Regions from separate parts of the Homo sapiens genome. Here regions 2 and 3 are each linked to region 1. The links are chromatin contacts, found by Hi-C or POLR2A ChIA-PET in ENCODE. All regions are on one chromosome and are shown on one strand. Each heading gives the region's core, a stretch centred on a gene start or an enhancer-like site at or near the end of the contact. The rest is flanking DNA. Distances are from core to core; before and after follow the strand shown. Region 1 holds the start of ERV3-1 (endogenous retrovirus group 3 member 1, envelope). Region 2 holds the start of CRCP (CGRP receptor component). Region 3 holds the start of LINC02848 (long intergenic non-protein coding RNA 2848).

Region 1 (4,640 bases), core at 1-2,500:
TTGAACTCGTGAGCTCAAGTTATCCTCCCAGCTCAGCCTCCTGAGTAGCTGGGACCACAGGTGCACACCAACACGCCTTGCTAACTTTTATTTTTATTTTTGAGACACAGTCTCGCTCTGTCACCCAGGCTGGAGTGCAATGGTGCGTTCTTGGCTCACTGCAACCTCCACCTCCTGGGTTCAAGTGACCCTCCTGCCTCAGCCTCCCAAGTAGCTGGAATTACAGGTGCACGCCACCAGGCCCAGCTAATTTTTGTATTTTTATAGAGACAGGGTTTCACCATGTTGGCCAGGCTGGTCTTGAACTCCTGACCTCAGGTGATCCGCCCACCTCAGCCTCCCAAAGTGCTGAGATTACAGGCGTGAGCCACCGTACCCAGCCCATGGCTAATTTTTAAACTTTTTTGTAGAGATGGAGTCTCACTATGTTGCCCAGGCTGGTCTCAAGCTCCTGGCTTCAAGCAGTCCTCCCACCTCAGCCTCCCAAAGTGCTGGGATTACAGGCATGAGCCACCATGCCCAGCCGCAGAAGGGCAATTATTACACAGTGACAGTGGAAGGAACAGAGACACAGTCGGTGGATGGTGGGAAGATAAGAACATTCACTCTGAGGGCTTCTAGTAACGTTGGAGAAGTGAGCATCAGCTTAGCAGAAGGGAGGGAGGGAAGGAAGCACAGGAGGTTTGAGGAGAGAGAGAGAGGAAGTATGAAATCAGAGCTGCACTTCAATGTGGTGGCTATTGGCCATGTGTGGCTACAGGATAGCTGGAATATGGCTGGTCTGAACTGCGATGTGCTAGAAAGGTAAAATACAGGGTTAGATTTAAAGATTTAGTTCCAAGAATATATACACTACATTAATAATTACATATTGCTCCTATACTAAAATAATATTTTGGATATATTGGGTTATTAAATGGTTAGAATGAATTTCACCTGTTTCTTCTTTCTTCTTAACTACTAGAAAATTTAGAATTCACACATGGCTCACATTTTATTTCAGACGGTTGCCTTACAAGGCAAATGCCGTCTGGGGAGGGCCTGGGTCAGCTCAGGGAGGAAGCTCTGCCTGAAAAGGCTTAGGGTTCACTCTACATTCAGCCCAGCATCTGAGCACGTCTTCTGTCAATCAAGGCCTGAGAGGGTGGGGCCCTAAACATTATCCAATCAGGGACGCTGGGCTGGGACCCGTCCAATCAGGCACTCAGCTGGAGCAGACAGGACGGCTTCCGGGTTTGGTGGGGCCTTTGTCTCTGGCGGCAGCCGGAGCTTCTGGTGTAGTCTTCACTGCTCTGTGTCTTCTGCTCCTAGAGGCCCAGCTTCTGTGGCCTCGTTACCTGCAGGTATTGGGAGATCCACAGCTAAGACGCCAGGACCCACTGGAAGCCTAGAAATGGTGAGAGTGCCGGGTCCGACATCCCGAGAGAGGGGGCGGGGCTGGTTGGAACTGGTGGGAAGTGGCTGTGGCGGGACTCTGGCCTCCCCGCAGCTGGCTCCAAAATCCGCGGCCCCGAGTTCTCCTTGGCGCAGCTCGGCCCTCAGTCCCCTTCAGCCATAGGATGGCGGCCGGGCTGACAGCTCGGACCCCGGGCATCCTGTCTCCTCCCTGCGCAGTGACTGTGCCTTGTTCTGGAGTCCTCTGTGGGCAGCTCTGCCCCCACTGCCGCAGCTCTCCCCGATTGTGCAGGGACCACTGGACGGTCGTCAGGGGAGAATACTGACTCAGGATGCAGAGTTCATGAATGGGAAGAGCTTTGGTCTGCGGGGTTCCCAGTCCCCCTTTTTTTCTATTAAAAATTTGTGGAAGTCTCCGCAGAAATATTAAAGAATTTAATTAAAGAGTAATTCAAGAATTGTAGAGCACCAAGCTATGTTTTGTAGTTTGTGGTTTATGGAAGGGGCTTGAAGAAAACACTTTTATAAAGTGCATGATAAAGGAAAGCAAATTCAATAATTGGTTAGGTAAAGTTATGTAGTTTCTTAATTTGTACGATCAAGGTGGAAATTCCCTGGTCATGTAATGAGAGGTTAATTGGCAGTTTATAGTTGGTTAAGCCTGAATTTTATTTTCCCCCAATGTAATACTTTAGAAAAAAATCATTCGAGTTAGATTTTTTTGCAAGTAGCAACCCTAGGACTGGAGCCACCTCAGTCTAATTGCCTGCCACTTAATTATTTTCACACTCCACAGGGCACTGATTTTCCTCTGCATTTTTCACTTCTGTCTCAAGCAGGGTCTCAAGACTTCTCCCCATTTCCCATTCCTCCAGCCTAACTCTGGCTTGCAGTAAAATACTAAATTTCCAGTTCCTTCTGACATTCCCAAATGCCAATTTCCCCTCCCTAATTCACATTATCAACTATTTGTCCTTTAATGTACACTTTAGTGTACATTTTAGGTACCATATTTTAATTAATCATTTTTTGACAAAGCATTGGCTGGCATTTTAAAAAAGATTTGTTTTCTGTTTGTAAAGATTTCCCAAGAGAAGAAAGCAAAGAATAATCCCCTGACACTGTATTGTAAAAAATGTTCTGTGCCTCCTTTCCTTTTATTGCCTCTAGCCACAGAAACCTTATCAGAATATTTTTGGGTCAGGGTTTCCCTTTGGAAACTTTATAAGGTAATGTGTCCTCAGCCACCCTTCAGTTTTTTCCCTGGTTCTGGGTTTCAGTACTGTCTGGGGATAAATCAAGATATCCACTGTGGCTGTGTATGCTACAATGTCTAGTAAATTTCAGCTCCTGGCCTGGAATGAAACTTCGCATATCTGGGAATGGGAGACAGGACAGCCTGAAGTTGGAGTGTAGCCTCTCAAGGGAGCAGGTGGATGCCCTGAGGCTGAGAGGAGTCTCCTGGGGTACTCTTCCTTTGAAAAGCAAACCCTTAGAGAAGTTAAGATTGTCTTCAAGCAACCCGGGTTCCATTTCTCGAAGACACATTGCTGGTCAGCCAATCAGATGGTGGTAATGAGGGAAAAACAAATAATTACTGCCACCTGGATTCTCCAAGAATTATGAAAGAGAAAATAGTATCCCAAAAGACAAAAAAAAAAAAAAAAAAAAAATCAAACCTGGCCCCAGTGAGATGGTGCAGCAACTTGCAAAGTGAAATGCACCTTGGGGCACTCAATGGGGCCTAGTACAGTGTCTCTGGAGAGGGTGGTCACTGAGCACTTAAGTGAGCAGGATGGGGGTGGGAGAATCTCTCAAGGGATTGGGTGGCCTGACTTGACATATGAGTCAAACACATCTGTTTTTTAATGAGCACCGTAGCTCCCTGGGTTTGTCACCTTGAAAAGGTTTGTTCACTTATTTTGACTACAGTTTTTTAACTGTAACTTGCATTTTATTAGTAGGGCTTAAAAGGTAAGAAAATATTTACAAAGGGCATAAAAGAGGTGGGGCTCAGAAGAAAATAAATATCTAATCCTATATTCCATTCTTAAGAATACTCATTTAAGGAAGACTCTGTCTCAAAAACAAAAACAAAACTCATTTACCTTTTTCTTTCCCAGACCGAGTTTAGAAATTTTCTCAGGTGTGTGTTTTTGTTTTTGTTTTGTTTTGTTTTGAGACGGAGTTTTGCTCTTGTTGCCCAGGCTGGAGTGCAATGGCTCAGTATCAGCTCACTGAAACCTCTGCCTCTGGGTTCAAGTGATTCTCCTACCTCAGCCTCCCAAGTAGCTGGGATTACTGGCATGTGCCACCATGCACCAGCTAATTTTTTGTATTTTTAGTGGAGATAGCGTTTTTCCATGTTGGTCAGGCTGGTCTTGAACTCCCTGCCTCAGGTGACCTGCCCGATCTGCCCGCCTTTGCCTCCCAAAGTGCTGGGATTACAGGCGTGAGCCACCGCGCCCAGCCAGGTGTGTTTTTTTAATGACTTGGTGACATCCAACAGAATTCCAAGGCTTAGTTTTTAGAGTGCTACAAAGGAAAAAAATAGGGAAAATCTCTCTTCCATTTTGGCTGTAGAAAATGAATACATTTCCATAAGAAAATGTGGTAGATAATTGGTGAGTTACATTCATGAAAACATCAGTTCCTCTTTTTGCAGGGTACATTTGTTACAGGGAATACCTCTGTTCTGTACTCTATCATCTTGATATGTGATGTTAATGCTAAATTTTATGAGAGGAAACTTGGTATCTCCTAGAAGTGCTCCCATATGACTAATTGTTTACTACATGATTTTTAATGGAAATAATAACATATTGTCTTAAAGGAATAAATGCTTTTGTATTTCTTATTGAGGTATGAAATGTAAGTACCGTAAAATTTCCTTCCCTTATATAAACAATGTGTTTGAGTAATTTTTCTGAATTTTTCAGTTTCAAAAACCAAGTGAATAACTCTGACATGGAAATTAAAGCTTGTGCCCAGTGACCCCAAGCTAATGCTAATATTGAGCCTGCAAAAAGCGGGGAGGTTCTTTCTTTCTTTTTCTTTTTTCTTGACAGAGCCTTGCTCTGTTGCCCAGGCTGGAGTGCAGTGGTGAGATCTTGGATCACTGCAGCCTCTGCCTCCTGGTTCCAGCAAATCTCTTGCCTCAGCCTCCCAGGTAGCTGGGATTACAGGCAGGTGCCACCACACCCAGCTAATTTTTGTATTTTTAGTAGAGACGAGGTTTCACCATG
Region 2 (4,847 bases), core at 951-3,450, 1.1 Mb before region 1:
CGAGTTCAAGCGATTCTCCTGCCTCAGCCTCCTGAGTTACTGGGATTACAGGCGCCCACCACTACACCCAGTTAATTTTTGTATTTTTAGTAGAGAGGAGGTTATGCCATGTTGGCCAGGCTGGTCTCAAACTCCTGACCTCAGGGGATTCGCCCACTTCGGCCTCCTAAAGTGCTGCGATTATAGGCATGAGCCACCACGCCCCGCTGGTTCAGGTAATCTTAACAGTCATTCCCGTAGACCAGTGAGGATGAAAGCCCAACAGAATGGCTGAGAGAATGAGGGGCTAATCAGCACTTTCAAGAAGTTTTGTTGGGATGGGAAGCAGAAATGGAGTAAGAGGGGGACATGTATGTGGGGACGGAGGATTTTCTAAGATGAATTCTCTAAAGCAGGGTTGTATGCTCACAGGAAATGCTCTAGTAAAGAGGGAAAAATTAGTAATGATGGCTTGGACTAGAGTAAATTATATGAATAGTTTTTTAGGTTGCAGATGAAATCCCATCAGTGGGTTGCAAAATTAATTCAGTGGTTCAATTTTTTTTTTTTTTTTTTTTTAAGACAGAGCCTTACACTGTCACTCTGGCAGGAGTGTAGTGGCTCTATCTCAGCTCATTGCAGCCTCCTGGGATCAAGTGATCCTCCCATCTCAGCCTCGTAAGTAGCTGAGACTACAGGCATGAACCACCACACCCAGCTAACTTCTTAATTTTTTGCAGAGACAGGGTCTCCCTATGTTGCCCAGGCTGGTCTCCACCTCCCAGGTTCAAGTGATCCTTCTGCCTAAGCTTCCCAAAGTGCTGGGATTGCTGGTGTGAGCCACCACGGTTGGCCCCATTCATATTAATAAAAAATAGACAATATGAGAGTGTACGCCACACATTATTGTTTCATGAGCCTTTCATTTCAGTTACACAGACATATTGTGTTTAAAAAAAAATCGGAAGAGGCCAGGTGAAGTGGCTCACGCCTGCAATCCCAGGACTTTGGGAGTACAAAGCAGGAGGATCACTTGAGCTCAGGAGCTGGAGACCAGCCTGGGCTGTAGTGAGACCCTGCATCTACAAAACTTTTTTTAAAAAATTAGCGGTGAGTGATGGCGTGGGCCTGTAGTCCCAGCTACTGAAGAGGCTGAAGCAGGATTGCTTGAGTCCAGAAAGTGAGGCTGCAGTGAACCATGATTACACCCCGCCTGGGGGACAGAGCAAGACCCTGTTTCTTAAGAAAAAACAATTAATTAAAAATGTAAAAATGTGAAATGCCATAGTACATATAACCATTAAACATGAGGCAAAAGAACATAAAGGAAACTGTATCAAATAATCAGTTCAAAGAGAACACAAGATAGTAATACCTACAAATTAATATCAACCGTATAAAGCCCACATTCAGAGTAGATGCAAAATCTTCCATTTGCACCAGGCGCAACGAGCAAGCATGGAAAAGACCACGTGGAGTTAAACTGTCAGAAAATCTTTTACCCTCGCCTTGCACACACACCCACACACCCCCTGCTGTTTCTCTGGTCCCAGTCCTGGTTCACGTCCTTCCCTTCTCCACCCCAAAACCAGCCCCTTCCCTCACAGTGTTTACTGCTCCCATCAAATTCCGAGGGCAGCTCTTCCGAGGGCTCTCCAGGGGCCTACAGCTGCAAGCAGAGCTCTACCCGGCCCTGATTCGTCTCTCCTCCACCTACTTTCAGGGCGGACAGACTCAGGCCTTTATAGCCTTCTAAGTCCGGGGTCGGATACCAGACTGGGCTCCACCCCCGCACTGTGACCCAGAAACGCTGGTAAACGAATGAGAGAAGGAGGGGGCACATTGAAAGGCAGCCGGACACGGAAGTGCTCGGCCCCGCACCAGACACGGCGTGGAGGGGAAGCGAAGGTTCGGAAGGGCAAAGCGAGAGTCCCGTTCGTCCCCGTCACCACCCCGCGGCCCTCCCGGACAGGGCCGGCCCGCTGCCCTCACTCCCGTACGAGGGTCGCCCAGTCCCCACGGCTCTCGGCTCTCAGCTCTCAGCGGTCAAACCGTTGGGCTCCTCGGGCGAAAAGGGACGCGCCCGAGAAGACTTACACTTCCATGACGTCCCGCCTCGTCGCCCCTAGCTGCCAGCAGACAAAGAACCTCACACTTCACAGCTGTCTCCGCCGCCACCAACAGCGCCAAGGTGCCAGCTCCGCGCGCCAAGGTGCTCGCCGGGATCGCCGCGCTGCATGCCGGGAGCTTGGCGGACCCGGAACCTCGCGCTGCGCGTTCCCCTTTTTCGGGGGGCAGGGTGGGGGAGTGTCCCTGCATCCTTCCACCAGGCCGATTTAAGACTGCTAAGCGTTTGCGGACAGGATTATCTTGTGTTTTCTTTTCTTTTTTTCTTTAACCTTTTTTTTTTTTTGAGACGGAGTCTCGCTCTGTCGCCCAGGCTGGATCTCGGCTTACTGCAACCTCCGCCTCCTGGGTTCAAGCGATTCTCCTTCTGCCTCAGCCTCCCAAGTAGCTGGGACTACAGGCGCTTGCCACCAAGCCCGGCTAATTTTTTGTGTTTTTAGTAGAGACGGGGTTTCACCGTGTTAGCCAGGATGGTTTCAATCTCCTGACCTCGTGATCCGCCCGCCTCGGCCTCCCAAAGTCCTGGGATTACAGGCGTGAGGCACCGTGCCCAGCCTCTTTTTTTCTTTTTTGAGACAGAGTCTCGCTCTGTCACCCAGGCTGGAGTGCAGTGGCACGATCTCGGCTCACTGCAATCTCTGCCTCCCAGGTTCAAGCAATTCCCTGCCTCAGCCTCCCGAGTAGCTGGGATTACAGGCGCCCGCCATAACGCCTAGCTAATTTGTGTATTTTTTAGTAGAGACGGGGTTTCATCATCTTGGCCAGGCTAGTCTTGAACTCCTGACCTCGTGATCCACCCGCTTCGGCCTCCCAAAGTGTTGGGATTACAGGCGTGAGCCACCTCGCCGGGCTCTGTCTGTTTTCGTGGTCTAGGTTTTAACAAAGTATTAATCAGCTGAAGTTGTGAGACGTGATCGGGTTAGTGGGCCTTTGCATGTTAAAATCCCACCTCTCAGAGAGTAGTGAGGCTGGTGGCATCTGGGCTGCCAGAAACATTGCAGTTTATTTATTTATTTTTTAAGAGACAGGGTCTTGCTCTGTCGCCCAGGCTGGAATGCAGTGGTGCAATCAGAGCTCACTGCAGCCTTGAACTCCTGGGCTCAAGCAATCCTCCCACCCCAGCCTGCCAGAGTAGCTGGGACCACAGGTGCGCTCCGCTACACCTGGCTAATTTTCTTTTTTTCTTTTTCTTTTTCTTTTTTTTTTTTTTTGAGATCAGTCTCACTCTGTTGCCCAGGCTGGAGTGCAGTGTCGTGATCTCGGCTCATTGCAACCTCTGCCTCCTGGATTCAAGCAGTTCCCTGCCTCAGCCTCCCCAGTAGCTAGGATTACAGGTGCCCGCCATAATGCCCAGCTAATTTTTGTATTTTTTTAGTAGAGACGGGGTTTCACCATCTTGGCCAAGCTGGTCTTGAACTCCTGACCTTGTGATCCACCCTCATCAGCCTCCCAAAGTGTTGGGATTACAGGCGTGAGCCACTGCACCCAGCCACCTGGCTAATTTTCTAAAATAAAATTCTTTATTGTCCAAAGAGTCAGCTACAAAATTTTTTAATTTTTTTGTAGAGATGGGGGTCTCACTGTGTTGCCCAGGCTGGTCTTGAACTCCTCGCCTCAAGTGATCCTCCCACCTCCAACTCCCAAAGTGCTGGGATTACAGGTGTGAACCACCACAATAGCCTCTGTTGCCTACTTTGTAAATAATAAGGGTGTTAAATAATCCTTATAAAGTTCCTGGCACTTTATTAATTACTGTGGCAATACAACCATGACTCTCTATGAGGTACATTGCATTATTATTGACATTTTATAATTGAAGAAACTGAGGCAGACTTGGAGAGATTATGATTTACCAAAAGTCACTCATCTAGGAAGTTGTCCAGTGGGTATTGAACCCCAGCCAATCTGAACATATACAACAGATGCATTAACTAGAGACTGATGAGTGGATGAATAAAATGTGCTACATTTGTGCAATGGAAAACTACTTAAAAAGGAGGCTGGCCGGGCACGGTGGCTCACGCCTGTAATCCCAGCACTTTGGGAGGCCGAGGCGGGCAGATCACGATGTCAGGAGATCGAGACCATCCTGGCTAACAGGGTGAAACCCCGTCTCTACTAAAAATACAAAAAAAATTAGCCGGGCGTGGTGGTGGGCGCCTGTAGTCCCAGCTACTAGGGAGGCTGAGGCAGGAGAATGGCGTGAACCCAGAAGGCAGAGCTTGCAGTGAGCCAAGATCGTGCCACTGCACTCCAGCCTGGAAGACAGGGCAAGACTCTGTCTCAAAAATATAAAAATAAAAAGGAGGCCAGGCTTGATCTCAGCACTTTGGGGAGCAGAGGCAGGAGGATTTCTTGAGACAAGGAGTTCCAGAGCAGCCTGGGCAACATAGCTAGACCCCCTAACTACGAAAAGTTAGCCAGGTGTGGTGGTGAGCACCTCTAGTCCCAGCTACTGGGGAGGCTGAGGTAGGAGAATCGCTTGAGCCAGAAGGTAGAGGCTGCAGGGAACTATGATCACACCACTGCACTCCAGCCTACAGAGTGAGAGACCTTGTTGCAAAAAATATATATAGACAGACTGATAGATAAATGCTGCAAGATGGATAACCTCCCAAAACATGATGCTATTAATAAGTGAAAGAAGCCAGACACAAAATAATATATATTGCCTGGCCAGGTGGCTCACGCCTGTAATCCCAGCACTTTGGGTGGCTGAGGTGGGTGGATCATCTGAGATC
Region 3 (4,795 bases), core at 2,155-4,654, 1.1 Mb after region 1:
CCAAAAAGGCCTGTTTCTGCAAATTTCCTGTTATTAAGAAAATGGAGTCCTAATGAGATGTGGACCCCTTTGGGATGCTGGCAGAGAAACAAAGTAGAATATGCCATGATCATGCCCTAGAGGAAGACTTCTAGGTTGAGACTTGAAATTCATCAAAAGCTTGTGTGAAGTAAATAAAGCTACTCTACCTCTCTGAGTGTCAGTTTCCACACCTATAAAATGGGGATTGCATGCCAACATCATCGAGTTGTTGCCAGAGTTAAATTCACAAAGATATTTAAAAGTGACTGTTACTGCTAGGGTCCACATTTTTTTTTTATTTAAAAAAAAAACAGCATCGGACTTCAAAATACACAAAAGTAACAATGTCCATGTGTCCAAAGACGAGATGATCAGCTTTCTAATAAGCCTGAAGCGCATAAGAACGAGATCTATCCCTAACTAGAACTCTTCACAGCTCCACTTAAGAGGACACAAGCAGGGCTCCAAGAAGCTAAGTGCACGGCCAGTGTAGAGTGACTGGTGTAGTGAGGGTAGAATCTCTTAAGACCCTCTGAAATGCAGTTACATAACAGGGTCCCAGGACACTGGAGCAAACCAGGCAGCTGAGCAGTTACTACCAGGAATGGCAGAGCAGAGGAGGGTCGGAGCCATAAATCTCAGCAGAATACACCAAACTGCAAAGAGCTCCTGGCTCTGTGAACAGCAGCTGTGGCTACATCAGGACCAATCTTCTAAGACAGCTGCTGGGGACAGCTGAGATCACGTGTTTTGGCAGCAACACACCCAACAGCAGTGCCTCTTGAACACAGACCACAAAATCCTCTCCATTTATCTTTAAGGTGATGGATGATGGATGCCCTCACGTTACAACATCCCCACCAACACTTGCGGACAAGTGTATTTAGAAACTTCCACCTAAAGACGGAACACTCAGGAGTGGAATGAGAATATTGGGGGATGGGGGAGAAACGCAGGTACTTGACCCCACAGACTCTATTGAAAACAAGAGAAGAACCGCTGCGCTGTGGCTCTTCCTCATCTCACCACATCCATAGACACCACATGGTTCTTGTTCCTTTATTGACAAAGGTGCTGATGAGCCCGTGTGCAATTAATCCTGAAGGAGTAAATTCTTCACAAAGTACAATAACAGTGTCTAATATCCATGACCAGGGTTTTTAGGGTTTTTTTTTATGGTAATCCACATTCAGGAATCACAAATGAAGCCTGTTGGAACGTGCGATACGAACAAGGTCTTATTTTCATGTAGATGAACACCTTGGTTTTTACGGATTAGACATAAAAAGCATAAAAGCTGGCGCCATTCCAGAATCAAAGGGACTGTCCCTGGGGACATATGGAAATTAGGGACATCAATTACACGAAACTAGAAGTGATCCCAGAAGTTCCCATTGTCTAGACAGAAAAGGTCAACAGATCAGCCCGAGAGAGTAAAGGTACCTCCGGGAGTGCCGGGGGGTGATGAGCTTTCCATTCAAAGCAAAGATGTGAAGCCTGAGGAGTTACAAAGACTCCCCAAATGGTCCACACCTTGAAAGTCGCTCCCACAAAGCTGGAGCACCACCTGTTCCTGAGGATCAGGCTGCCATCTGTGTTTGAGACACTGGCCAGTCAGACATTTGTTGAGATGAGGCCAATGATATCACGTGTAAAATACCTAAACCATCCTAATCTTTAGGTAGCTATTTGGGGGACTTTCTACCAAATGGGTTGGTGAAAAATGGCGCACCAGAGACACACGCCTGGGAACTGAAATTTTCTCCTCTGCTTTTAGCATCTCCTGGGTAAGCCAATAATGGCCCTCCCTGCCCCCTCAATATCCACATCCGCGAAAAAGTCGCTGGTGAGGGTGACATTTTCACGAAGCCACAGCCCATGTCACCCCGTGCAAAGCTCTGAACTTGTGCACTGGCGGGCCAGGCGGCGGATTTCTCCCCACAGCGGCGGAACTGCGCTCTGGCTGGAGAGAAAAGAGGGCAGCGGCACAATGGACAGCGCCTGGACCTCAGGCCAGTTCCCACAGCAGCTTAGGAAAGCCGGTGGCTCCCTGGGCTGCAGGAGGCGCGATGGCCAGGAAAGACCCTGGGTACAGGTGGGAGAGGGAACCCAGCTGAGCAGCGGGAAGTGGGGTGAGGACTACACCCGTCCCAGTTTGACAAGGGCGAGGTGTACATCGCGGCGTCACGCCCTCCTCACTGCCCAGCCCGGACCTGCCCCTCCTGTCCCTCTCCGGACTCACTTTCTTTGGCAAGGAAGTGCACGCGATCAGTAGCCAGCATCGTTGTGGAAGCGGCGAGGTCCACATTGCCGTGTCCAACCCTCCTGGGCTGCCCGCCTCCTCGCATGTCGCCTGCTGGGATTCCAGTCCAGCCGCCTTGCCACCAACGGGCGGGGGACCGTTAAGAGCTACTGTTTCCAGCCTGCCTAGCCAGGCTCTCACCGCCCCGCTCCTCCCACGAGAACTGCGCCCCGTCCCCGAGCCCGGGTCATGCTGGGATTGTAGTCCCGAAGTGCCTGAAACAACGGGCGGGAGCAGTGAAGAGACTACAACTCCCAGCATGCACAGCGAGGTCAACACAGCCCGGCTTTCCTCTTCAGGACTGTGCGCCGCCCCATGTTCATGCTGGCTGTGATTGTAATCCGGTCGCCCTGCAATTAAAAAACTGGAAGCTAATCAAAGACGACAACTCCCAGTATGCCAGGTGTAGCTCCCACCCACTAATCCACACCTCCCCGCGTCCAGAGCAGTACTGCCATGTCAAGGGGAGCCTGGCTGTTCCCAAACCTCTCCTGCCTGCCAGGCGACAGTGGGACCAGGGCGGTTGGTCCTACCTTGTAATTATGTCACTACCTCTTCCTAAGATGCTGGCTTCATGCTTCGTCAGTGCCTGAAGTTTGATTTCTCACGGAGCGGCAGGGGACCGGGGGCTGCTCACAAACCTGTCAGGGTTGCCATAGTAACGCTACTCTTCCTGTAGCTGGACTCGCCCCACCCTTTCTCGCACGCTTCTTCCCTTGGCCCGGCCTCTCCCCTCAGCACCGCCCCTTCTCCCCCGCCTCTTTTATTGGCACCGCCCCTCATCCTCGCTCCGCCCCTGACACGCCCCTTCGGACAAGCGGCAGTGTAGTCCCTGCGTAGGAATGGGGTTAATGGCCAGATGTCTGACACTTCTCGGACTTTTTGTGATCCCACGCGGGAAGCTCCCTCCTGAGTGTCTGAAATTGTCAGTTCACTGCCAGAAATGGATATAAGCGATCCCTGATAACTTGGCACTTGCCTTTTCAAAGCCGCCGTTTCCTCCATCCTCTGGGTTGTCACAAATCCTCCTTTGCAGCACCGCAGGAGTGCCCCTTGGACCCCGAGCTGGCTGCAAGGCCCACACCTGGGTCAGGCCTCGCACAGGGACGCTCCTGCCACTCTAATAAAGAGTAGAAAACGTCACACTGAAAGGCCTGACCCTGCTGCATCCAGTCAGGAAACAGCCACAGGGAAGGGAACCCCTAAGCCACTTTGGGAGCCACATCCACCACTTCTCTGCCCCTGACCCAGGCTGGTTCCTAGCCCTTAGGGTCCTACTGCGGACCTCCCGGCCATAATTAACGCAGGTGCAGGACCAGAGAGCCCCTTGGTCCCTCCCAACACATGAGGGAACTTTGTGTGGTGAGGTCAGGTACAGTGTCTACGTTTCTGCTGTGAATAGGGCTTTCTTGGAAACAATTTTAATTTCCCTTTTTAAATATCCCTTTGGAACCACATTTAATAATTTGCTGGTGGAACTTAACAGTGATAAATCTTTGAATCCATTTTTCTTTTCTTTTTCTGACACGCAGTCTTGCTTTGTAGCCCAGGCTGGAATGCTGTGACTCGATCTGGGCTCACTGCAACCTCCACTTCCCGGGTTCAAGCGATTCTCCTGCCTCAGCCTCCCGAGTAGATGAAATTACAGACAACCGCCACCACGCCCGGCTAATTTTTGCATTTTTTAGTAGAGATTGGGTTTCACCATGTGGGCCAGGCTGGTCTCGAACTCCTGAACTCAAGTGATCTGCCCGCCTTGGCCACCCAAAATGCTGGGATTGCAGGCGTGAGCCACTGCGCCCGGCCTGAATCCATTTTAACACTGAGTTTTTCAGATTAACTCGAAGTACCCCACAACTACACGCTAATGAAACTAGAGGAGGCACAGCCTCAGCTCCGTGCAGGATGGATGCACAAGAGCAGAATCTCCATGGGACGCCTTTCTGGAGCATCAGTATTACTGCAGGATTTGGAAGCAACAAGTTCAAATAATTTTCAACGTTAACACACTGGAAATTTAAGAGAAGTCTGGAAACTCATCTACCTTTAAAAACTGTCAGTCATCTGTGCCTAAGTCAGACTTTCTCCAAGAAAAAAAAAAAAAGAAACTCTAAGGAGACCCTATTTTTTATTCTTCTAAGTAGTTAAAATTAGAAATCACAGCAAGTCAACAGGAAGCTCTCCTCTGCCAGTCTCCTAAATCACAATATGGCCTTGGTAGGGTTTTATTTGTATTTTTTGGAGGGGTTTGTTGACATGTTGGGTATAAAACTTGGGCGGGGGGGGGTGGTTGACCAATTTTTGGAAGTTTTCAGCCATTAGTTGGTGATTAACTTTGTACCTCATTTAATTTTTCTGTTCCCTGTCCAACTTGGACTCAATCACTCTACAGGTCTCTAAGACTTCATTTTCTTAAAGCTTTTTCACTCTTTTATTCAGAATGGACAACTTCTATTGCTCTGTCTTCTGTTT

What was found. Hi-C counts contacts between places; a loop is a spot of excess contacts on that map. ChIA-PET counts read pairs that join two places held with the same protein, here RNA polymerase II (POLR2A). Pooled maps may share reads with other maps.
Region 2: a loop to region 1 is called in a pooled map, with 14 times the contacts of the local background. The contact joins the promoter of CRCP here to the promoter of ERV3-1 in region 1. A Hi-C loop is called at or near these places in 6 of 50 pooled maps. POLR2A ChIA-PET finds 5 or more read pairs at or near these places in 3 of 52 experiments (CD4-positive, alpha-beta T cell, activated B cell and naive thymus-derived CD8-positive, alpha-beta T cell).
Region 3: a loop to region 1 is called in a map of CD8-positive, alpha-beta T cell, with 28 times the contacts of the local background. The contact joins the promoter of LINC02848 here to the promoter of ERV3-1 in region 1. A Hi-C loop is called at or near these places in 3 of 168 maps with a recorded cell type or tissue (CD8-positive, alpha-beta T cell, colonic mucosa and naive thymus-derived CD4-positive, alpha-beta T cell) and 6 of 50 pooled maps. POLR2A ChIA-PET finds 5 or more read pairs at or near these places in 1 of 52 experiments (CD4-positive, alpha-beta T cell).

What each region holds. Positions count from the first base shown.
Region 1 is chr7:65,003,297-65,007,936 of GRCh38, reverse strand. It overlaps ERV3-1 (endogenous retrovirus group 3 member 1, envelope), which reads left to right and starts at 1,250. Exons shown (of 2, transcript NM_001007253.4): 1 at 1,250-1,396. It overlaps ERV3-1-ZNF117 (ERV3-1-ZNF117 readthrough), which reads left to right and starts at 1,191. Exons shown (of 4, transcript NM_001348050.2): 1 at 1,191-1,396. RefSeq lists a silencer at 990-1,159 and an enhancer at 1,260-1,319.
Region 2 is chr7:66,112,200-66,117,046 of GRCh38, reverse strand. It overlaps CRCP (CGRP receptor component), which reads right to left and starts at 2,200. Exons shown (of 6, transcript NM_014478.5): 1 at 2,077-2,200. The coding sequence starts at 2,084. RefSeq lists silencers at 1,411-1,705, 3,134-3,324 and enhancers at 1,292-1,820, 2,358-2,487.
Region 3 is chr7:63,898,507-63,903,301 of GRCh38, reverse strand. LINC02848 (long intergenic non-protein coding RNA 2848) reads right to left here and starts at 3,404. Exons shown (of 7, transcript NR_186803.1): 1 at 3,303-3,404; 2 at 2,857-2,964; 3 at 2,264-2,673.